3 separate regions of the Homo sapiens genome follow, and regions 2 and 3 are each linked to region 1. The links are chromatin loops, found by intact Hi-C in ENCODE. Cell type or tissue: B cell. All regions are shown on one strand. Region 1 overlaps UBE2O (ubiquitin conjugating enzyme E2 O). Region 2 overlaps PRCD (photoreceptor disc component). Region 3 has its middle 5.9 kb from the start of RHBDF2.

Evidence for each region. A loop is a pair of places that touch in the nucleus more often than their neighbours do. Peaks named below come from ENCODE experiments on the same cell type or tissue, not always from the same donor. Only the 100,000 strongest peaks of a DNase experiment are listed, where the experiment ranks them.
Region 2: it touches region 1 in a loop (13-fold over the local background); 4 of 110 quality-filtered maps call a loop at or near these places.
Region 3: a loop joins it to region 1, with 11 times the contacts of the local background. A loop is called at or near these places in 71 of 110 quality-filtered maps.

The regions. Positions count from the first base shown.
Region 1 is chr17:76,405,634-76,413,633 of GRCh38, reverse strand. All of the region lies in intron 1 of UBE2O (ubiquitin conjugating enzyme E2 O), which reads left to right. Among named protein-coding and RNA genes, the nearest start is that of SPHK1, 25 kb to the right of the region's middle. In B cell, CTCF peaks have their summits at 4,688 and 4,888 (motif pointing left); DNase peaks (open chromatin) are centred at 4,893, 6,484, 7,203, 7,353 and 1 weaker place; H3K27ac peaks cover 1,134 bases.
Region 2 is chr17:76,543,835-76,551,834 of GRCh38, reverse strand. It overlaps PRCD (photoreceptor disc component), which reads right to left. Exons shown (of 5, transcript NM_001077620.3): 5 at 6,459-8,000. It also overlaps a transcript of CYGB not described here. Among named protein-coding and RNA genes, the nearest start is that of PRCD, 7.8 kb to the right of the region's middle. RefSeq lists an enhancer at 4,022-4,525. In B cell, a CTCF peak has its summit at 4,315 (motif pointing right); a DNase peak (open chromatin) is centred at 4,334; H3K27me3 peaks cover 246 bases.
Region 3 is chr17:76,503,364-76,511,363 of GRCh38, reverse strand. No RefSeq gene overlaps it. Among named protein-coding and RNA genes, the nearest start is that of RHBDF2, 5.9 kb to the right of the region's middle. RefSeq lists a silencer at 918-1,128. In B cell, CTCF peaks have their summits at 4,623 and 4,824 (motif pointing right); DNase peaks (open chromatin) are centred at 4,813 and 7,103.

The DNA.
Region 1 (8,000 bases):
ATTCTCCAGCTTCTCAGCAGTCACTCACGGTAAAATACACATTTTATATCATGACCCGGGACACATACGTGTTATATATGCAACTGAACGGGTTTTTTCAAAATATTTTAACTGCAGTTACTTTTTGCCAACCTAATAGTACTTATTCTTACCACATGTATATTAATGCACTCAGGTTTTTTTTTGTCCAGTGTTGACCATGACCCACTAAATTGGTTCTATAACCCACTAATGGGTCACAACACATGGTTTGAAAAAAAGTGCTGCTTTGGGGAATATGCCATTCTACGATTTCCGCAGCTTTTTCAGAAATCCACACTGGGATAAACTTTCCAATCTGGTGTAAGTAGCTTCTCAGGCCATCAAGCTGCATTAACATTGTGGGATGGGGGTGAATGTCACTGGTCCTTACTTCCTCCACCCCATCCCTACGTCAGATTCTTGCAAAATCTTTAAAGACCATATGTGTACCTTATTTTATGTTTGTATTCTTGTCTAGCCTTGAATATATAGGAATCACTAAAAAAGTGGGATCCTAGGCCTCAGCAAGGTTTCCTGCTTCCACCCCCGCAAAACTGAGTTGGGTTTTTTTGTTTCATTTTGTTTTGTTTTGTTTTTGAGACAGAGTCTTGCCCTGTCTTCCAGTCACCTAGGCTGGAGTGCAATGGCGCAATCTCGGCTCACTGCAACCTCCGCCTCCCGGGTTCAAACGATTCTCCTGCCTCAGCCTCCCAAGTAGCTGGGATTACAGGTGCCCACCACCACGCCCAGGTAATTTTTGTATTTTTAATAGAGACGGGGTTTCACCGTGTTGGCCAGGCTGGTCTCGAACTCCTGACCTTGTGATCTGTCTGCCTCAGCCTTCCAAAGCACTGGGATTACAGGCTTGAGCCACTGCGCCCGGCCGAGTTGGTTTTCTTAGTTTGAAAAATATATATGCACTAACACACGTGACCCCTGTCTTGAACTATAGTGGCGCCACACCTGTGCTGGCAGTGGAGTGGGCACATGGCAGCGTGGAGCTAGACCCTTCAAGCTCAGGGACAACCAAAGAGCCAGAGAGGCCTCAGCTGAGACAGGAGGGGAGGGAGAGAGGCTGGTTAGGAGCCCCTGAGGTCCCCAGCACAATTGGAAGCTCTGTCTCTCCCACACCCCCAGTTGGCCACTGTCAAGTTCACTCTTTTTCTATACACCTAGGACTCAGACCCAGCTCAGACAATAAGAGATGGGGGGTCAGGGAGGGGGTGGAGGAGTGGCGTTTCTCAGATTGTTTTTACTCTTTGGGAAGTATCAAGTTGGAATTTAGAAGTTTCCAGTGCTGGTCTAACCTCATCTTCCTTTTAGGAATCTGGTCTTTGAGTCCTGGCCTAGGTCAACAGCTTCAGTCCTGTGTGTGGCTGCTGGACCTTCAGAGGTCTAGGGTCTGGCTTAGTCCTACAAAGGGAAAGCCTCACTCTTTGAACACAAATCCAGGAGCCATTGCAAGCTGACCTGTTGTCTACACACTCACCAGGGACCTAGTGTGGGGCTGGTCGTCCGCTTGTCCTTGAGGTCCCAGGCTGTCTGTGAAGCCTCAGCGGGCACTTGGCATGATGCTGGACCTTTTCTGTTTGAGACTACTGCAAGCTGTGAGCTGAAAACCTAGTATTGGGGCCAGGCACAGTGGCTCACGCCTGTAATCCCAGCACTTTGGGAGGCTGAGGCAAGAGGATCACTTGAGCTCAGGAGTTCAAGAACAGCCTGGGCAACATGGTAAAACCCAGTCTCTACAAAAAAAATAAAATTAGCCGGGTGGTGGCATGTGCCTGTAGTCCCAGCTACTCAGGAGGCTGAGGCAGAAGGATTACTTGAGCCCAGGTGGTTGAGGCTGCAGTGAACCCTGCTTGCGCCACTGCCCTCCAACCTGGGTGGCAGAGTGAGACCCTGTCTCAAGAAAAAAAAGAAAAAATCTGGTATTGATTACATCACTAACCTCCAGAAGCGGTGGGGTTGCCTTTTACCCCGGGATTAAAAGAGAGCACCCATGTCTCGTCCTGTTTGGCCTTCCCTGGTGTCTGACACCTGGAGATGACTGTGGCATGGCTGGTGGCTTCCAGCCTTGAGCTGTAAGTGCTTAGGCTCCATGCAGGCCCCTGCTTTTGGACTTCTTCCAGCTCCCCTTTTTGAACTGGGAGCCCATTTAGTGTTCAAATGCTGGTGCTAGTGGCCAGGCACAAAGCCGCCTTTTCCCTTGGGGCAAGGGCATGGCCTCCAGGAGCAGCCCAGCCTTTAGGAGCCATCCGCTCCTACAGGGACATGACAATCAAAATCACTTGAAAGTAGCTTCTTGGCCAGGTGGAGCGGCTCACACCTGTAATCCCAACACTTTGGTGGCAGGAGGATTGCTTCAGCCCAGGAATTTGAGACCAGCCTGGGTAACATGGCAAAACCCTTTCTCTACAAAAAATTACAAAAATTAGCCAAGCATGGTGGCGTACGCCTGTAGTCCCAGCTATTCAGGAGACAGGTGGGAGTATTACCTGGAAGATGGAGCCATGATTGCACTCCAGCCTGGGCGACAGAGTGAAACTCTGTTCTTCCCACCCACCCCCTCCCCCACCACACCAAAAAAAAGTAGCTTCTTTATTTAGCGTCTTTGTATTTTCAACATGTTGATCAGCCTCAGTTTGTGTTTTCTATTCCTGGATCACTTTATACAGTGAATTTGGATTCCACCTGGTCAGTCAAGGTCAGTGTTATGAATGAGAGTCTGGACCAGGAGCTGCAGGACGAGCTAGTTGCTTTTGCTGTGTTATTGGGGGTCAGCCTCAAGACTGCAGCTCAGAGAAGCAGCATGTGCCTTGGGAGTCAGGCAGCCGTGGAGGGAGAGTGCTCCTGGCAGGAGAGGCCCCCGGTGAGCTTCCCCGGCTCCTGAATGCCTGCTCTGAGTGGCCCCCAGCATAGCTTCGGGGAGCTCAAATGGGGCACAACAGAAGTGCCCAGCCTCCTGCCACGTTGCCCTCTGCCCTGGCATTGTCCCTGACCCCTCACTTACCATTTGATTGCTTTCCTACTTGATGTATCCAGAGGCTGGTCCGCAGACCCACCTTCTCTGCCATTGTTCGGGTCTCAGCACCTGCGTCTCCAGAGCACCTTCAGGGCTTCTCAGCTGTGGCACTGCGGGTGCGTTGGCCACGCCATTCTTCGTTGAGGGATGTCCTGTGCGTTGTTAGATGCTCAGCATTCTGGCCTCTGCCCACTAGATACCAGAACCCCCACCACCCTTTATGACCACCGAAAGTGTCTCCAGACATTGCCAAATGTCCTTTGAGGAGCAAAATTACCCCTAGGTGAGAACCACTGGGCTAACCAGCCTCCGTGCTCCCTCTCTCAGCACGTTCCCTGCCCAAAAATCAGGTAATGTTTTGGATATCACCATCAGGCAGGGCTCTGAGTGGAGGCCTTCAGGGGCTTCCATCTTGCTCAGGATAGAATCTCAAGCCCTCCCTGTGGCTCTCTAAGGCCTGAATAACAGCACCATGCCTTCTGCCTTCTTGAAGCCTTGCCGGCCTGTGCCAGTCACCCCACCCAGCACCTTGACAGCTACTCCTCCCTGCTTGGTAAGCTCATTCCCCATCTCATCCCGATCTCTGGTTCAGCATCACCTCGGAGGGGCCTTTCCTGACCACACATTTAAAATTCTTCACTGTGCTCTCCCTCTGCTGGCCCCCATGTGGCCTAGTTTTTCTTCATGGCACTTGGTACCACCTTCTCTGCGTCTGTCTGTCTGCATCCCCCCTGCAGGAGAATGGGCGCTTAGCATGTGCCAGAATCCCTCTCCTCGGAGGGCAACTGTGTTGTTTGCTGCTCCTGTTTCCAGAGGAGGCACAGAGGATGTCGGTCCTGGGTTCCACTGGGCAGCCCCACTGTTGAGTCACATGTGTGCAAAGTGGTGTGTGTTTGCCAGGGGCGGTGGCTCACGCCTGTAATCCCAGCACTTTGGGAGGCTGAGGAGGGCAGGTCATGGGGTCAGGAGTTGGAGACCAGCCTGACCAACATGGTGAAACTCCATCTCTACTAGAAATACAAAAATTAGCCGGGCATGGTTGTGCATGCCTGTAATCCCACTACTCAGGAGGCTGAGGCAGGAGAATCACTTGAACCCCAGAGGCGGAGGTTGCAGTGAGCTGAGGTCGTGCCACTGCACTCCAACCTGGGCGACAAAGCGAGACTCTGTCTCAAAAAAAAAAAAAGTAGTGTGTGTTCATTTTAAACCAGCCACCACCCCTTCTGGCTTAGAGACACTGTTAGCATTTTGGCATCTTGTCTTGTCCTTTTTCTGTTCAGAAACCTCTGATAGTTACGACTCTCTAAGAAATAGACAATAGGCTGGGCGCGGTGGCTCACGCCTGTAATCCCAGCACTTTGGGAGGCCGAGGCTGGCAGATCACGAGGTTAGGAGATCGAGAGCATCGTGGCTAATATGGTGAAACCCCGTCTCTACTGAAAATACAAAAAATTAGCCGGGCGTGGTGGCGGGCGCCTGTAGTCCCAGCTACTCAGGAGGCTGAGGCAGGAGGATGGCGTGAACCCGGGAGGCGGAGCTTGCAGTGAGCCGAGATCGCGCCACTGCACTCCAGCCTGGGCCAGAGAGTGAGACTCCATCTCAAAAAAAAAAAAGAAATGTTAGACAATAAATAGCTCACCAACTCTGAGGTTGTTTAGAATTTCAGAGCCCATGAGGACAGTTGAAATCTCTTCACCCCCGACCCCAGATCCCCTCCTAGTAACAATTTTTTTTTAAACTACAAGCAGGGCACCCCTTAACAGTAGGGATTGGGTTTATTCCAAGGTTTAGTTTTGTTCACAAATCTGGTGCTTTCCCAGAGTGGGCACAGTGCCCTCTAGTGTTCACCTGCCAGGCCGGCTGGCACCTGTCATTTGCTCTTTGGAGGTAGAAGGGGAAGTGGAGGGCAAACTGTGCCTAGCAGGCATCCGCAGTCAGTGGCCACCATTGCTGCCTTCCACTTGCCTCAGAAATGAAGAGAGTTTTTCTTTCTTTCATAAGCAGAAGAATCACTGTCTTTAAATGTGTAGACCTGCCAGAAGTCTTTCCCTGTCTCTGTAGCTCTGGGGAGAGATGAGCTTTTTATTTGGTTAAGAGAATGGACTCTGGAGCCAAACTGCCTGCGTTCAGGTCCCAGCTCCACTACTTGTGACATTGAATGAGTTGCTTATTTTCTCTTGGTCTCAGTTTGCGTATCTGCAAAATGAGCATGGCAGTGATGTGCTTCATGGGTTGTGGAGCACCTCATGGGCGAAGACAGTGAAACGCTTGGAGAACTGTCTGCCAGGTAGGAAGCACCTGGTTAGCATGAGGCGAAAAACTCCAGAGCTCTTGCATTCGCCAGGAGCACGTCGGTTCCTTCCTGACGGGGGCACTGAAAGGCTTTGTGAAGCAGGTTGTGCATACGGGGGCAGGGAGAGGAGGACATTTGGAAGTAACTGTTCAGTGGAGTGGCTCACAGATGGGAGGGTATGGGCTTATTTGGAGAAAGCCAGTGCCCAGTATGGGTGGGGTATAGGAAGTTAGGAAGGAAAGTCACAAGAGCCTCCCAAGTCATCCTAAGTCCTTCCACATGCCGTTGTCTTGGGTTCTAATTCCCAGTGGAAGGGAGTGTAGCCACCATGTTACCATCCCCCAGCCCCTTGTCGCTCCCACTCTGCTCCCAGCACCATCAGGTCTTTGGAGAAATGTAACTCCTTGTCATAGAAAGGTCAGAAGAGCCCCTGGAGGCAGCATCCTGGTGAGGTGGAGCTGCTGTTGTCTGGAGACCCCACGGGAAGAATGGCATTTGCTGCCAGCCTCCCTCTCCTGGGAGCACTGGGCACTGCCTGCCCTGCCAGCCTCTGGCCTTGCCATGATGCCAGCTTTCACCAGCTGTTTTTTTCTGCTTCAGCCTCAGAGTTGACACCTCGGTTTCCCCTGCACTCCCAAGGGTGCTGTTAGGCTGAACAGGGTGTTTCATCAGTGACGGCACTGATTTAGGTCTGTGTCTGCGTTCTTCTCTCCTCCTTTCCTGGCTGCTCTCTCAGGGACCCCCAAGTGGTGGAGGCAGCCCTCCTGCCACACATGGTGCAGCCCCCCTTGCATTGGATTCTCCTGTCCTGCCGCTTCTGGCTTCTCTGGGAGCAATTGTGGCTTTTTGAAGTCTAAAATGGGAGCAGGGGATTAAGATAGGGTGGGGCAGCACAAAAAAATGCCGTATCTCAGAGTGGAGATTTGGGCACAGAGGGTTACAGGCACAGAATATTCTTTGATTTAGAAAAGTGGCACCGTCACGCCAGCATGCCTCTCCAGCCTCCTGGGGTCTTGGAGCAGAGATAAGGAGAGCCTGACCTTTCAGGGGTCTTCACCCTGCAGCTCACAGGGCCAGTGATCACAGCTGCCGACCTTGCTGAGCACCTACTCTGTACCGTGCACCATGTGCCACCTGCGGTCCGCTGCCTTGGTGACTCCACCTCAGCCATGCTGAGACAGCTGCCATCATCTCTCCTTCCACATGTCGGCAGGAGTGGTTTGCCTGACGTTCCTGTGTCTGACTCAAGAACCCTGCGTTTAAGGACTGGGCAAGTTGTCATTTGAAACAGGCTCATACCTGGATGCAGTGGCTCACGCCTGTAATCCCAGCACTTTGGGAGGCTGAGGTGGGCAGATCACGAGGTCAGGAGTTCGAGACCAGCCTGGCCAACATGGTGAAGCCCCATCTCTACTAAAAATACAAAAATTAGCCGGGCGTGGTGGCACGTGCCTGCAGTCCCACCTACTCGGGAGGCTGAGACGGGAGAATTGCTTGAACCTGGGAGGCGAAGGTTGCAGCGAGCCGAGACTGCGCCATTGCACTCCAGTTTGGGCAACACAGCGAGACTCCATCTCAAAAAAAAAAAAAAAAAAAAAAAAACAACTTGGGCTCATGAGTTCCCATGGGACTCTCTGCACTGCTGGTTGGTGGTGGGGTTCATTGCTTTTCTTTCCTTTTTTTTTTTGTGAGTCACGTTCTTCTACTAGCAGAGTTTGTTTTAGTTGTCATTGCCAGCATTTAAGTGACCTTGAGCCAGTATCTTCCTTTTTCGGCGACTCAGTTCTCCTTTCTTGGTGGTGACCTCTCAGTGCCCCCAGGTCAAGAGAGGCCACCACGGAGGAGTGTCTGGTTGGCTATTTGAGGAAACAGCTCTCCAGCCATGTGGTTTGGGGTCTCGGAGGTGGACACACACAGAGACCCATCCATGATTATGACCCAGTGAAGAACCATAGAGGAGCTGCCCCAGGTTTGAGGAACCAGCTAAAAAAGACGCAGGCTGGCCTGGTGGGAGCATCACGTGCCTGGGCTTTTGGGCGATGGAGCAGCAGGAGGCAGTGGCCGCTGCCAGCTGTGCGTAAAGAGACAATCAGGTGCTCGTGCAGTTGGCCGGGCTCCAAGAGCCAACCATCCTGAGGGTTACTTAGCAGCCTGCAGGGCTCCAAGCGCAGCAGATAAGGTGCAGGCCGCAGCTGGTCAGGAGGATAACCCAGATTAGAACATGGTGTCCGGTGATAGCCAGGCTTCAGGGTGACCCACCGCAGCCCAGTGTCCTGCTTCTCCCCCAGCCCACTCTCCCTCAGCACTGATCAGCTAGGGCAGGCACTTGCAGAGGGCAGAAAAAAGATTGAACGCAAAGCAAATGTTTTGCTCTCTGTAGAATGGGCTGTTAAATCCTTCATTAAAGTGCAGCCTTATGTGATCTGTCATTGAGCTGCACTGTTCAGTGTGAGGAAGGCTACCTCCGGCAAGCCAAGTGCCTCTGGTGGGTGAGACAGTGACCACAGGGGCCCCAGGAGGCCTGTGGGCGTGACGCGCTCTGCCTGTGGGTCTGGGTGCTGGTCGGAGGTGTGTGCGGTCTGTGAAGATACTGCTAGCCAAACGCTTAGGATTTGTGCACTTAGCAGTGTGGATGTGACGCTTTCCTTCAGAAGCTGGAAG
Region 2 (8,000 bases), 140 kb before region 1:
AACTCAAACAATCCAGCCTAAAAACCCATGGTCTCAGCCACCATGCCATGTTTCCTAAAAAAATTACGCTATGACAGTGGACCGTTTTTGCTTAACTCCAGAGACTTTAATTCACCCACCTAGAAAACCTGTCATGAAAATATAGAGGATTTTTTCCTGAGAGTTCTTAGGACCGTGAAACAGTGTCACAAATCCTGTTCAGAAAGCTGGGATCATGCAGATGACCAGGCAGATGGAAGAAAAGTAAAAATATAAAAATTTAAAAACCTGGGATCACTGCTTTAAGTTTCACCGAGCTTTAACTTTCTGGAAGAGGAGAAATATAACACAGACCCTACGCATTGAGAATAGATGGCGTTGGAGTTGTGGATTATCTGTGCTTGCCAACAGTGTACAGGAAAAAAAGCGATGCATTTGACTTCCCTGCTTGGCAGAGCCACTGCCTCTAGAGTATTACTCAAAAATTGATTTTTTAAAAATAAAAATAAATGAATTTGAAGACGATATAATGCTCCATGGATCTCTTCTGTTATTTCCTGGGCATGTCTCTCCATGCCCAGAAACCCTTGCCTTCTCACAGCTGTTGCATAACCTTTGCTTGTGGTGGTGTTTGTTCCTGTTGCCTTGAAAGTCCCTTCACTGCATTCTCTTCTCTGCTCTGCAAATTCCAGCTTGTACTTAAATACTTCCTGCGAAGTTTTGACTGAGACGCTGCAACAATTCCCGAGCTGTTTCATCGTGGCACCTTCCTGGTGGCAGGTGGATTAGCACATTGTCTGCAACCCAGGAGGACTTGGAGGAAAGTCCCAGCTCTGCTGATTCTAGCTGAGTAACCTTGGCAAAGGTCACCTCACTTCTCTCTGAGTCTTATTTTCTCATCTGTAAAATGAGGAGGAGGAGGAGGATCATCCAAACATCACGGGACTTCGTTAAATCAGTGCTTCGGGGCACTTAGCACAGCGCCTGGCGCAAGGTAAGCACTTGATAAATGGGAGTTCGTGTTATTTCAACATACTTTGAACACTCATCCCACTGTTTGATGATTATTTGTATGTCTGGCTTTTCTGCTAGATGGTGAGCAAAACAAGCATCATTCTTCATTCTTGTTTTGTTTCTAACTCTCTAAATCATCTTTATTCTCGTGTAACTTACATACAATACAGTATAACCATTTACAATGTATGGTTCAGTAGTCCAATAAGTGTATAGACCCATGTAACCACAATCCCAGTTAAGATTTAGAACACTGTTGTCACCTCAAAAGCACCTTCTTAGGCGGGTGCGGTGGCTCATGCCTGTAATCCCAGCACTTTGGGAGGCTGAGGCCGGTGGATCACCTGAGGTCAGGAGTTTGAGACCAGCCTGGCCAACGTGGCGAAACCCCGTCTCTACTAAAAATACAAAAAATTAGCTGGGCGTGGTGGTGGGCATCTGTAATCCCAGCTACTCAGGAGGCTGAGGCAGGAGAATCACTTGAACCTGGGAGGCGAGGTTGCAATGAGCCGAGATCGCACCATTGCACTCCAGCCTAGGTGATGAGAGCAAAACTCCATCTCAAAAAAAAAAAAAGAACCTTCTAGGCTGGGCACGGTGGCTCACACCTGTAATCCCACCACTTTGGGAGGCCGAGGCGGGTGGATCACTTGAGGTCAGGAGTTCAAGACCAGCCTGGCCAATATGATGAAACCCCGTCTCTACTAAAAATACAAACATCAGCTGGGCGTGGTAGTGTAAGCTGGTAGTCCCTACTACTCAGGAGGCTGAGGCAGGAGAATTGCTTGAACTCAGGAGGTGGAGGTTGCAGTGAGCCAAGATCATGCCACTGCACTCCAGCCTGGGTGACAAAGTGAGACTCCATCTCAAAAAAAAGAAAAAAAAACAAACAAAAAAACAAAAACCTTCTTACCCTTGCAGTCAACCCCCACAATATCTAACCCCGGCCCCAGTCAACCACTGATGCCTTCTGTCACTATCAGTCGGTTCTGCCTGTTCTAGAATTCCGTGTACATGTCATCATCACACAGTAGGGGCTCTTTTGTGTCTGGCTTCTCTCAATTTACCCATGTCGTCGGCATCAGCAGTTCATTTCCTTTTCATTGCTGAGTATTATTCTATCTTTATATATCTCAGTGTGTTTATCTGTTCCCACGTCGAGGAATATTTGGGTTGTTTCCAGTTTGGAGCTGTTAGTAATAAAGCTGCCATGAACATCTTTGCAGTCTTTTTTGTGGATGTAAGTTTTCATTCCTCTGGGATAACTTTATAAGGAACCACCATGCTGGTTTCCCAAGTGGTTGTAACACTTCACCAGTCCCCAGCCGTGTATGACAGGGTGACATCTTGGACAGTACTTACTATGGTCGGCCTTCAGCTGTAACCACTCTGGTAGGCATGTAGTGGTATGTCATTGGGCTTTTGATTTGCATGTGGAGTATCTTTCTTCTTTCCCAAAGTGCTGGTATTACAGGCGTGAGCCACCGCGCCCAGCCGCATGTCGAACAACTTTCTATGTATTTTAGCTGTATGTTTATTTTTTGTTGTAGTGTCTATTAAAATCTTTCCCCACTTTTTTATTGGGCCATCTTATTATCGAATTGTAAAAGTTCTTTATGTATTCCGGATACAAGTCCTTTCTCAGATTTTTGTTTGGCAAATATTTACTCCTAGTCTTTCCAAGAGCAGAGGTTTAATTTTGATAAAGTCCAGTGTATTGATTTTTCTTTTCTGGTTAGTGCTTTTTGTATCCTGTTGAAAGGACCTTTCTTTCTCCATTGGATTGCCTTTCTGCATCTGTTTTTGGATTCCATTGATCTGTGTGTATATCCTTATGAATCTCACACTGTCTTGACCTCTGATTCTGTCTCCTCCTCACCTTAGCAAAGCCACTGTGGTCCGCTTGGGTTTCCCCTCCCCAAGGCACAGTCAGGGAACTGTCTCCAGGCAGAAGCTGAGGCAGTCATGGGGTCACTGTCCTGTGTGCTGCCTGTTGTCAAGTGTCTGCTGCTTATATCTTGCCCAGTTTTCTGGTTGTTTGTGGCAGAAGGTCTTAATCCGTTTCTGGATCCACAGTGCCTGGCACACAGCACTCCAGACACAGTTCATTACAGTTGCTTTCGATTGGGAAAGTCGGTGGGGCCCCCAGAGAGCTTCTGGTCCATCCCCTTCATTTTACTAAACTGTTCTTTTCCTGAGGAGATCATTAGTCCTCTGCGTCCTCACTCCAGCCCACCTGGGCTTGACAAATGTTTATCAAATGAGGAAACCGAGGTCCAGAGAACTAAAGGTCACAGGGACAGGCAGGGTTGGGCTGGCAGAACTAGGCCACCGAGGCTGGGGCCTTCCTATAGGACCAACCAGCAGGGCAGGGTCTGTCTCTCCTCGAGTGTCACTCCTGACACCTGATACAGGGTTTGTACATTGCAGGTTCCCAGGACACGCTTGTTAAATAAATGACCAAATGAACACATTAATTTATTTTAATGCTTAGTTCAAATGGCTTCTGCCTCTGCATATGATACTGTGTGTATTTGTGTATGTGTATGTCTCTCTGTGTGTATGTATGTTTATGTGTATCTGTGTGTGTGACTGTGTGTATGTGTATGCTATGTGTGTCTATAAGTGTATATGTCTGTATGTGTGTAAATGTGTATGTGTCGGTGTATATGTGTGTGTGTATGTGTGAATGTGTATGTCTGTGTATGCATGTGTATCTGTGATTATGTGTGTGTGTTTCTGTGTGTCTGTTTTATTTGTGTGTGTACATGTATGTCTGTGTGTATGTGTGTGAATGTTCGTATATGTGTATGTCTGTGTATGCATGTGTATGTGTGAATGTGTGTGTGAATGTGTATGTATGTGTATGTTTATGTGTATGTGTGTGTATATGTGTGTGAATATGTTTGTATATGTGTATGTGTGTGTGAATGTGTTATGTGTGTCTGTGTGTATGTGTATGTGTGTGAATATGTATATGTGTATGTCTGTGTGTGTGTGAATGTGTGTTGTGTGTGTGTGTGTGAATGTGTGTCTCTGTGAATGTGTGTATGTCTGTGTGTGTATTATATGTTTGTATAGGTATATGACTGTGTTTGTGTATGTGTGTGTGTGAATGTATGTGTCTCTGTGTGTGTGTGTCTGTGTGTGTGAATGTGGGTGTCTCTGTGTGTGAATATGTGTGTGTGTGTGTGTGTGAATGTGTGTGTGTTCACATAGGGACAGGATTGGCCTCTCCTCCCCAGGTGCACAGGCTGAGTCTGTTAGTAAATTTTTAAAAATTTTCTCAGTCCCCCACTACAGTCATCATCCCCACTAGGGGGCACATGTGTCACACAGAGAGGGTCTGTGCTCCTTAGGCACAAGGACTGGCTTCCCACTGTCAGCGGATCCCCCTGAAAGCCACCTCCTTGGTCTCCATGGCCTGCACCCTCCCCCTGCAAAAACAAATCAAAACAACCTTCCTCACCAGGCTCCGCATCTCCAGCTGGGCTGCTGGCTGCCATCCTGTCCTCTCCCCAGGGCCCTGCCCCTGGCTGAAGGAGGCAACAGAGTGGCAGTTGCAGTGACTGTGGGTGATGACCTCGCTGTCTGTCATCCCTGCCAGAGGCCACCACATCCTTCCTGAGGAAGACTGAGGGGTCCTAAAGGGGCAGCTCTCCTCTCCCCCTCACCTGGCAGGCAAGAACCAGCCTCTCAGGGCCTAGAGTCTGGTCTGCCCTTGAATGTGAGTTCCTGAAGACAGATTGGTGGCAATGACCCTGGCCAACACCAGCCCACTTGCAAAGGCAGGCTGGGCGGGACCACAGCTCCATTCCTTGTGCCTTGTAGACAGGTCACAATCAAAATTTCCTCACGGCCCCCAACTCGAGACTTGGGCCCCCTCTATCCCAAGCTTTGGTGTCAGATTTCCCAGGCTCAGGTCCTGGCTTCACTGCCAGCTATGAGTGACCTTGAGCAAGTTCTGTGAACCTCACTTTCCTTATTGGATAAATGATAACAGTTCCTGCCGCATAAATGAAACAGTGCGTAAAATACAGCAGCTGGCACAGTGCCTAGCACATAGTAAGCGCCCAATGCATGTTAGTGGTTATTAATCATACGATTAGTATCATCATTATGTTAACATAAGCTTCCGTGCGAACCAAACTGTTCTTCTGAGGTTCACAAAGAAGCATTATCTTCCTCTAGCTCTAGGTCTTGGGCTTCTTCCTAACAGTGAGGCCCCCCACAGAGAGGCTACGGGAGCCTGAGGAACCAGCAGGGTTTGCTCTCTCGCCATTGTGCCTGTCTCATAGTGGGCACTGTGCCCTACCCATCTAGTCTTGGCCCACCACCTGTACTGTTTGCCCTTGCCCAGGACTGCGCGCACACACACACACACACACACAAACCACACACACACACAACCGCACACTTGGAATGGGTGGGTACTCCCCAAGGTGACATCTACACCCCAGGGTGACAGTGGACAGCCACAGCTGCAGTGGCTACTTCCCTGGCTCCCACCACACCCCCACCGCCTCATTAGTTCCCTGGTCATGCTCCAGTCTCCAGGAGAGACTGGCAGCCGCTCTGAGCCTCAGTTGCAGGAGCAGCACCTCCCTGCTCCTGGTTGCTGCCCTCAGCCGCCCTGCAGCTCCAAGCAGCCTTTCCCCGTCACTCAGGCTCCCCCAGCAGAGATATTAGCATTCACACGGAGGAAGGTACCACAGCAGGGCAGCGCCTCCCGTCTTGTCAAGGAGCTGAGGTTCATTCCGGAAGCAGAGCCAGCTGGGAGTGGCGCTGTCCAGGTCGAGGTCACCACTGGAGGTTGGGACATGGTTCTGGGCACAGAGAGGCAGTGGTGGTCTTCTCCAGTACAGGCTTACAGGGGGCTTCCCCACCCCAGCAATGCCACCCTCTGCCATCCTCTGATCTGTTGCAGAACTACCGGTCGCCCAGCTCTGTGTATGTGGAGAGACGGCAGGAAGGACCAGAGAGTGAGGATGTGAGGAACTCTAGCCGTCCTGAATCTACCACTGTTCAGTAATTTACAGTTCAAACCGGATTGTGCCAGCTCACATATATGGGACACTTACCCAACATGCTAAGCATCTTCCACACGTTATCTAATCAACCCTTACAACTCTAAGAGACAGATACCAGTAGGATCTCCATCCTACAGCTAAAGAAACTGAGGCACAGAGGTGTTCAGAAACTTACCCAGGCCACAGAGGTAGGATGTGCTGGTGGAACAAGGTTCAAACCCAGGAGCTCTGACTCTGGACACCTTGCTCTTGGACTCTTGTTATTTCACAGTAGCCAGCACCCTAGACCAGAAGGGACCCCACCCTTTGGCTCAGCTCTCCCTCTCTAGCTGCCCTTTATCTGCCCTCTCCCAAGCCCCTGAGCACTCCTGCTCCCATTCCCAAGCAGCGGCTCTTTGCAAGGAAAGGGATGAAAAAGGACTCAGCCTCAGTGGGGACAGTGTCATAGTCAGGATTTAATTCCCCCATTTAAAGGTCCACCCTTGCCCTGAGCTTCACACTAAGCCCTGTGATGGGAGCCAGTGGGCCAAGGAAGGGGCACCCGGGTCCCAGGAGCCTTCTGTGGGGAGCTCTAGGCTGAGAGAGGTAACTTTCTGCAGCAGGAGCTGCAAATGTGCAGACTGCGCAGAGAGCCCAGGGGTGGGAGAGGCCCCGGGAATAAGAGGCGAGCGTGGGCTGGGTGTGCGGGGAAGGTGTAAACACAATCTGCTCCCACCAAAGCCAGCCTGCTCCCTGGGGGAGACAGCCCCCCCACCCGGCCCACATGGCACCCCAGCTGCCCAGGCAACCTCCAAGCCCAGGCAGCCACAGCCCCGCTGGCCGCCAGCAGCCCCTTCCTCTCTTTTTCCCGCCCTTCCTCTGGATGGATCCCTGGAGCAGCCACCACCTCCTGCGCAGGTTCTCGGAACAGTGGCGTGGAGGGGCGCTGCCCTGGGGAAGTGCGTCTGGGCCGTGAGCCAGCTCCATGACCTTGGCCTGACAATTCCTCAGACCAGTGGAAGGAGATGAGCAACTCGGAAATGGCAGCAAGGATGAGGTGACAGGAACATGGCAAATAGAGAATAAATGCAGATAGGATCGGGGAACACAGACTGGGTCCCGGGAACAGTGCCCTCTGGCCCTCAGCCTGACAGGCCTGTCACCAGGAAGGCCGATGCCTCCAAAGAGAGAGACAGGCTGACAGGAGCTGAGACAGGCGATCACGGGCTCACGGCCTGGGTCAGGCTGGCGCTCTGGCTTTGCCTCTGCAGGCTCCTTCCCTAGTGTGACTTTCCCCCTGCCTCCTGCCTGCCCTACTTTGAGAGGCTCCCACAGAACTGCCTTCGCACACACCCCAGCCAGGCTCCCCGAGGTACCAGCAGGCCCTCCCCAGCGGGGTGCACCTCCTCCCCCACCCTGAGCGCCTCCCCAGCGGTTCCCTCTGCTCTGCGGCATCCCTCACCCTTTCCCTTCCTTCCCTTCAGAGGCAGAGTGGCGGCTGAAGTGCTGCTGTCTAGAGAACTCCATCTTCTACTGCCTGGAAGTCAAGGGCACGGGCCAGCCAGGCAGAGACATCGCCGCTGGGCTGGGAGGGGGGCTGGCTGGGGAGGAGAGACGCGTGTGCACAGAGGCACGGGGGGTTTTTGAAGACTAATAGCTGTGAGACATCAGGAGCAGCTGCCTGCAGGGTCTGCTCCTGGATCTGGGAGCAGAAGCGGAAATCTGCTTTTATCTCTGCTCAGGATCATGCAGGATTGAAAAGAGAGAAATGGCAGAGCAGCTGGGGGCAAAGGAGGCAGCCGCCGGGACTGAGCATCAGCAAATTGATAAAAACAAGTGTCAGGCTTTTTCCTTCCCACACGCTACTGCCCGTTTGGAACACACGCGCTTGCACACATACAGAAAACACATTCGGAGGACAAGCTGTCCGTTGCTCCCATCCAGCTGCAGGCAGACATGTCACAGATCCAACTGGCATTTCTTATTGATAATTTCAGC
Region 3 (8,000 bases), 98 kb before region 1:
ATGCGAGTCCAGTGGATGTCAGCTGTGGATAGGGTGCATGCTCCACTGTCCAGCTGGACTTCACTATAAGACACAAGTTCAAAGAAAAAATGATTACGCCTTCCAATGTGGGGACAGCAGAGCGTTAAACCAAGCACAGAGGCTTCTGAGCCCAGAGTCCTGTGCTACTGCCCAGCTGACACTCCTGTGTAGCGTCCCTGTCTCTGGACAACTGCCAGTGGGGAAAGAAAGCCTCAATCCAACAGCCAGACGGACATTGAATCCTGTCACCGAGGGAGTGAGCTTCAAAGTGGATTGTCCCCCAGTCAAGTCTCGAGATGACTGTAGCTTCTCGTTGACACCCTATGAGAGACCCTGAGCCAAAGGAACCAGCTAAGCCACGCCCAGATTCCTGGACCCACAGGAACTGAGTGATAATAAACGTGTGCTGTTTCAAGCAGCTAAGTTTTGGGATAAATTGTTTTGCAGCCAGAAATACCTAATACAGCTGGCATTCTTCTGTAAAGCAAAGCATTCCTTCCTCAAACCGGACAACTATTTGGCTGCTTTGAAATACAGTTTCTACTGGAAAGGCAGGATAGATGCTTGATTTTTTTGCCTCTCTGGGCCTGATACACACACACACACACACACACACACACACACACACACACATATATATATATACACACACACATATATACACATATATATATATACACATATATATATACACACATATATATACACACATATATATACACATATATATATATATATTTTTAAAGAGGTAGGATCTTGCTCTCTGGCTTGGGCTAGAATGCAGTGGCACAATCATGGCTCGCTGCAGCCTCAAACTCCTGGGCTCAAGCGATCCTCCTGCCTCAGCCTCCTGAGTAGCTTAGGACAACGGGTGCATGCCGCCACCTTCGGCTAATTTATTTTTCTTTCTTTCTTTCTTTCTTTTTTAGAAACTGAGTCTTGCTATGTTGCCCAGGCTGGTCTCAAACTCCTGAGCACAAGTGATCCTCCCACCTCAGCCTCCCTAAGTGCTGAGATTACCTGCCACTGGGCCTGGCCAAGAGTTTGGTTGAATAAATGCTTTGGTGGGGTCCCAAGAGTTTCTCTGGATTTCCCCAGTTTGAGTGTCTAATGAACAAATGACTTTTTTTTTTTTTTTTTTTTTAGACGGAGTCTCCCTCTGTCACCCAGGCTGGAGTGCAGTGGCGCAATCTTGGCTCACTGCAAGCTCCGCCTCCTGGGTTCACGCCATTCTCCTGCCTCAGGCTCCTGAGTAGCTGGGACTACAGGCACCCGCCACCACGCCCAGCTAATTTTTTTGTATTTTTAGTAGAGGCGGGGTTTCACCATGTTAGCCAGGAGGGTCTTGATCTCCTGACCTCGTGATCCACCCGCCTCGGAATCCCAAAGTGCTGGGATTACAGGCGTGAGTCACAGCACCCGGCCAATCGTTTTTCTTTCTGATGTTCAAATTGTTACAACTTGGCCAGTAGGAGTCCCTTCCAGCTGGCTCCTGTGTCCTTTTGACATGGCCCCATTAATCTTTTAAAGCTTCCTTGCTTTCTGCTGCGAACAACATGTGCCAGGCTCCTCATGCTCTTGCCCGGCCCTGGCCCTGGCCCTGGCCCTGGAGCCAGCCACTTCCCCAGGGTTCCTTGAGTGGCACCTGCCATTCAGACATGGAGATCTGGTTGCTAGGGATCATCACAGATTTGATTTACATCTCCCAAATTACTAGTGAGGTTGGATATCTTCTATATTCATTGACCATTTTTACTTATTCTTCTGTGAATTGTTCTTATCCTTTCTACCAAATTTCTATTAGATTTTTTTGTAATTTTTTTTTTTTTTGAGACGGAGTTTCGCTCTTATTGCCCAGGCTAAATGCAATGGCATGATCTCGGCTCACTGCAACCTCTGCCTCCTGGGTTCAAGCAATTCTCCTGCCTCAGCCTCCTGAGTAGCTGGGATTACAGGCACCCACCACCACACTCGGCTATTTTTTTTTTGTATTTTTAGTAGAACAGGATTTCACCATGTTGGCTAGGCTGGTCTTGAACTCCTGACCTCAGGTGATCCACCTGTCTCGGCCTCCCAAAGTGCTGGGATTATAGGCGTGAGCCACCACACCCGGCCTTATTTTGTAATTTTTTTAATTTTATTTTATTTTTTGAGACACGGTCTTGCTTAGTAGCCCAGGCTGGAATGCAGTGGCTCGATCTCAGCTCAATGCCACCTCCCCCTTCCTAATCCTCCCTCTCCCAATCCTCCCTCTCCCTGGTCCCTTTATTCTGGACTCAGGGCTGATGGCTCCAGGGCTCTGTCCTTGCCCCTCTTTTCTTCCCACACTCTTTTCTCAGTGAGCTCATCCAATCCCAAATTTAAATCCCAGCCCTGACATCTCTATCCTGATTCAGGCTGGAGCCTCCAGCTGCTTCCTGGACCCCTCACGCTTCGTGTGGACGAAGCGGAACCCCTGCCAAAGCCTCCTCTTCCCTGGCTATTTCCCCTCGAAAGTGGAGGCTCTGTTTGCCAATTTAAATAGGCAAGAAGCCCTGGAGTCCTCCTCAACTGTCCTCTCTTTCACCCCTCACATCCCATCCATCAGTAAATCACGTTAAACAGGGCGCGATGGCTCGAGCTTGTATTCCCAGCTACTAGAGAGGTGGAGGCAGGAGGATTGTTTAAGCCCAGGAGTTTGAGGCCAGCCTGGGCAACATAGTGAGACCCCATCACTATTACTTTTTTTAAAAGAGACTAGGGCTGGGCACGGTGGCTCACGCCTGTAATCCCAGCACTTTAGGAGGCTGAGGAAGGCGGATCACGAGGTCAGGAGATAGAGACCATCCTGGCTAACACAATGAAATCCCGTCTCTACTAAAAATACAAAAAATTAGCCGGGCGTGGTGGTGGGTACCTGTAGCCCCAGATACTCAGGAAGCTGAGGCAGGAGAATGGTGTGAACTGGGGAGGCAGAGCTTGCAGTGAACCGAGATCGTGCCATTGCACTCCAGCCTGGGCGACAGAGCAAGACTCTGTCTCAAAAAAAAAAAAAAAAAAAAAAAGACTAAATGAGGTCCTGTTTCTCCTCTCAAATCTCTCCATGAGAGAAGAAGGAGGTTGTGTACATGAGCGTGGACACCACAGAGGAGGGAGCTTGTCCAGAAGGGGCGTCAAGGAAAGTTCTGGAAAAGAGGTGCAGAGCAGCTCAAGGCTCCGTGAGGAAGGGAGACCATGTCAGCGGTGGAGACCCTGGAGGCAAGTGAGCAGAGACTGGGAGCTACAGAAAGCCAAATCTGTGATGGAGAACATACCAGGTAAGACCAGGGAAGTATGTTGGCACCAGGTTGTGGGGCTCTCGATGGCTGAGGAGCTCAGACTGTCTTTGGGAGGTGACCTAGAGCCACTGGAGATCCTGGAACAGGAGCAGTGGTGGCCACAGAGCTGGCAGCCTGTGCAGGGTGGACTAGGGAAGGCATGGAGGCCACCCCGGGCTTACGCCTGAAGCAACCAGGGCAGCGGAAGAAACGGAAGGAGATGTGTGGATGGGCTGGTAGGACTGTAGCTGGTTGCTGTGGAGCAGGGGCAGAGAGGACCTATGATCAAGAAGTTAAAACTGTCAGACGCAGTGGCTCACACCTGTAATCCCAGCACTTTGGGAGGCCAAGGCAGATGGATCACTTGAGCCTAATAGTTCAAGACCAGCCTGGGCAACATAGCAAAACCCCATCTCTACAAAAATATAAAAATTAGACGGGTTTTATTTTTTTGTAGAGATGGCATCTGGCCACGTTGCCCAGGCTGAGCTCAAACTCCTGGACTCAAGTGATCCTCCCGCCTCAGCCTCCCAAAATGCTGGGATTATAGATGTGGGCCACCTTGCCCAGCTGTTTGGCTTTTAACTTTGTCTACAGTGCCTTTTGTGGCACGGAAATTGGTGGCATTTATGTCAATCTGTCAATCTTCTGGTTTATGGCTTCTGGATGGCATGTCTTTCTAGGGTGGCCTCAGTATTCCAAAGTTAAGTAACTTGCTTAATCTCACAAGCTAATTAGTGATGAGCTGGGTGTACCTGAACATTTGCATGCCCCCGAGGCCAGCGCCCTTCCCCCGGGCCTCACTCTCCTCCCAGGGTGACTGAGGCCTCCAAGGTTGGGGAGGGAAGATACAGCAGTGATGGGCGCCTGAAAAATGAGCACAGCTGGGCTGAGCAGGTGACAGGGGCTCTGGAATAGCTTTCAAAGTCCATTCCCAAGGGCTAATGGGAATGACCGAGCCCTGGCTGAGACTAGGATGACCCAGTGGAGGGCTGACAGTGGGGTGAGAACACTGGTGAGGAGCAGCCTGCTGGGAGGGAGGTGGAGATGGATTTCAAGGGCACCATGGGGGAAGGAATAGCACCAGGAGGAGATAGCTGAAAAGTATCTCTGGGCCTAAGGAGTCTGACCACATCCGCCTCCTCCCCAGCACCCAGGAATGCCAGGCACCCTGGCTTCTCCCCTGGTGGCAGGCAGCTCCCAAGGTGCCTAAGGGTCTGGTGGCCCATGAACCCTTGGAGAGAGGTCACTCACTGGTGCCCTCCCCGGCATGTCGTAAAGGCAGGCAGGGTGGCAAGGAGAGGCGTTACAGAGGCTTTGGCATCTTGCTAACCACTGACGAGTCCTGTTGAGAGCGAGCCTGTGCCTCTGTGCCCTTAACCTTCAGGCTGGACTGCCAGGGTATCTGGTGAGAAAGCAGGTGGCGGGGAGCACTAAGACTGCGGCTTCCCCGGGTTCCCCTGACCACGTGGATTCCTTGGCGCGGTACCTCTTCTCGCCACCAGATGGCGATCCCGCATCATCAATCTCTGCGGCCAGGCGGGCAAGATCCTGTGGTTCCTTTCTCTGGGGCTCCCACCTGGGCCCACTCCCGCTGCCGACTCTCCCTGCTGGAGGCCTGGGGGTAAGGGGAGGTAAATCCAGAGCATATATGGAGAGGAAGTCTGGGGGCTTGTGTCAGCTAAATTCCGAAGAGAGGGGATGCCCTTCTCATCCCTCCCTCTACTCTGCTCCCCCAGCCACTCCCCTGCTCCCTCTCACCTGGCCTCCCCACCTTTGCCCAAACCCATCTGTCCTGAGCACAGCCAGAATGGCCCTTCCAAAAGATGGGAATGGTCCACCGGAATGGCTGGAAAGAGTATGGGTGTGGGGCCCAGCACCCAGCCCTGCTCTCTCTCACCACCTGTGCGTTCTTGGGCACAGTCCTACACTTCTCTGAACCTTGACAAGGAAGTCAGCATCCAGCATCCTCTCATTCAAAAGATTCACTGTTCCTTTTTTTTTTTTTTTTTTTTTTTTTGAGATGGAGTCTCACTCTGTCGCCCAGGGTGGAGTGCAGAGGCGCGATCTCAGCTCACTGCAGCCTCCACCTCCCAGGTTCAAGCGATTCTCCTGCCTCAGCCTCCCAAGTAGCTGGGATTACAGGCATGTGCGATCATGCCTGGCTAATTTTTGTATTTTTAGTAGAGATGGGGGTTCCATCATGTTGTCCAGGTGGGTCTCGAATTCCTGACCTCAAGTGATCCACCACCGGCTTGGCCTCCGAAAGTGCTGGGATTACAGGTGTGAGCCACCACACCCGGCCGCTCACGTTCTAAAAATGAAAAAAGCTAAACATAGACCCCTAATATTTTACTCCCGTGGACAAATACCAGGGCGTCCTTCAAAGGTGTGTTGTCGGAGCTTTTCTGAGTTTGCTAACTAATGGCTTCAAGACCCTCTGCCCTTTTCTTCCGAGGATCACAAAGTGAGTCTTGAGGGGGTCTCAGGGTGTGCAGTTCCCAGGGTGGGTCCCTCTCTGGGGCATGTTCTCCTGCCTTCCTCTAAGGCAGTACTCACTGAGGACCAACGCTTCTCAATGTCAAACTCTGTCGCTGGTCTTAATTCCACAGCAGCCTCAGTGTCCTCATCTGTAAAGCCTGACCTGCCTATCTGCAGAATTGTTGTCAAGATTTAAAAAATAAAATAGGCTGGGCGCAGTGGCTCATGCCTGTAAACCCAGCACTGTGGGAGGCCGAGGCGGGAAGATCGCTTGAGTCCAGGAGTTCAAGACCAGCCTGGGCAACATAGTGAGACCTCCATCTCTACAAACAATAAAGCAAAATTAGCTGAGTGTGGTGGCCTGTAGTCCCAGCTACTCAGGAGGTTGAGGTGGGAGGATCACTTGAGCCCAGGAGGTTGAGGCTACAGTGATTCCCATTGTACCACTGCACTCCAGCCTGGATGACAGAGCAAGATAACGGCCTCAAAAAATAATAATAGGCCGGGCACAGTGGCTCACACCTGTAATCCCAGTGCTTTGGGAGGCTGAAGTGGGCAGATCACGAGGTCAGGAGATCGAGACCATCCTGGCCAATATGGTGAAACCCCATCTCTACTAAAAATACAAAAAAAAAGGCCAGGCACAGTGGCTCATACTTGTAATCCCAGCACTTTGGGAGACAGAGGCAGGAGGATCACCTGAGGTTGGGAGTTCGAGACCAGCCTGACCAACATGGAGAAACCCCATCTCTACTAAAAATATACAAAATTAGCCAGGTGTGGTGGTGCATGCCTGTAATCCCAGCTACTTGGGAGGCTGAGGCAGGAGAATCGCTTGAACCCGAGAGGTGGAGGTTGTGGTGAGCCGAGATTGCGCCATTGCACTCCAGCCTGGGCAACAAGAGAGAAACTCTGTCTCAAAAAAAAAAAATTAGTTGGATGTGGTGGCGCATGCCTGTAATCCCAGCTGCTCGGGAAACTGAGACACGAGAATCACTTGAACCCAGAAGGCCGAGGTTGCAGTGAGTGGAGATTGCGCCACTGCACTCCAGCCTGGCGACAGAGCGAGACTGCGGTTCAAAAATAAATAAATAATAATAATAAATGAAATAGTGTCTGTGAAAGCATGTTTTAAAGGAGGGGACACAAGCAGAAAATATGAGGGTGCAATTTCCTAGTTGAAGAATGCCTCATGGGCTCCCCCTTGCTTACAGAAGAAAGTAAAAACCCTTATCCAGACACACAGCAGCCTCCACCCTGAGCCCCCGCTGCCTCCCCAGGCTTCTCCTGTCCTCCTCCTCACACAGCCTGCGATGTAGCCAAGCCATAGCACCAGAAGCTTCCCCACCACAGCCAGTTTCCCGGCTGTGTCTTCGTTCTTGTTCTTCCCACTAGAAATCCCTTTCCTTATCCCAATCTGTGAAGATCTTCCCTACACCTGTAGGTCCATAAAAATAAAAAAGCTTAGACGGTGTTTTTCACTTATTCTTTCTTTTTCTTTTCCTTTTTTTTTTTTTTTTTTTTTTGAGACAGAGTTTCCCTCTTATTGCTTAGGCTGGAGTGCAATGGTGCAATCTCAGCTCACTGCAACCTCTGCCTCCCGGGTTCAAGCGATTCTCCTGCCTCAGCCTCCCGAGTAGCTGGGATTACAGGCATGTGCCACCACGCCTGGCTAATTTTGTATTTTTAGTAGAGATGGGGTTTCTCCATGTTGGCCAGGCTGGTCTCGAACTCCCGACCTCAGGTGATCTGCCCGCCTCGGCCTCCCAAAATGCTGGTATTACAGGAGTGAGCCACTGCGCCCGGCCAACAGTGTTTTTCTTTAAGTTATAAAAGTAAAATATGTAAAGTGTAATCCCACCGATTTTGGAGGCCAAAGCAGGATCACTTGAATCCAGGAGTTTGAGGCCAGCCTGAGCGACGTAGTGAGGCCCCCCCCCACCGCCCACCACCATCTCTACAAAAAAAAAATTTAGTTAGCCAGAAAGGATGGCGTGCACCTATAGTCCCAGCTACTCAGGAGGCTGAAGTGGGAGGATCACTTGAGCCCCAGAGGTCGAGGCTGCAATAAGCCATGAGTATACTGTACTCCAGCCTGGGTGACACCAAAACCTTGTCTCAAAACAAAAACAAAGAGTTTAGACAGTGTTTCTCTTTAAGTTATGTAAGTAATATATGCACATGATACAAAATGAAAAGCAA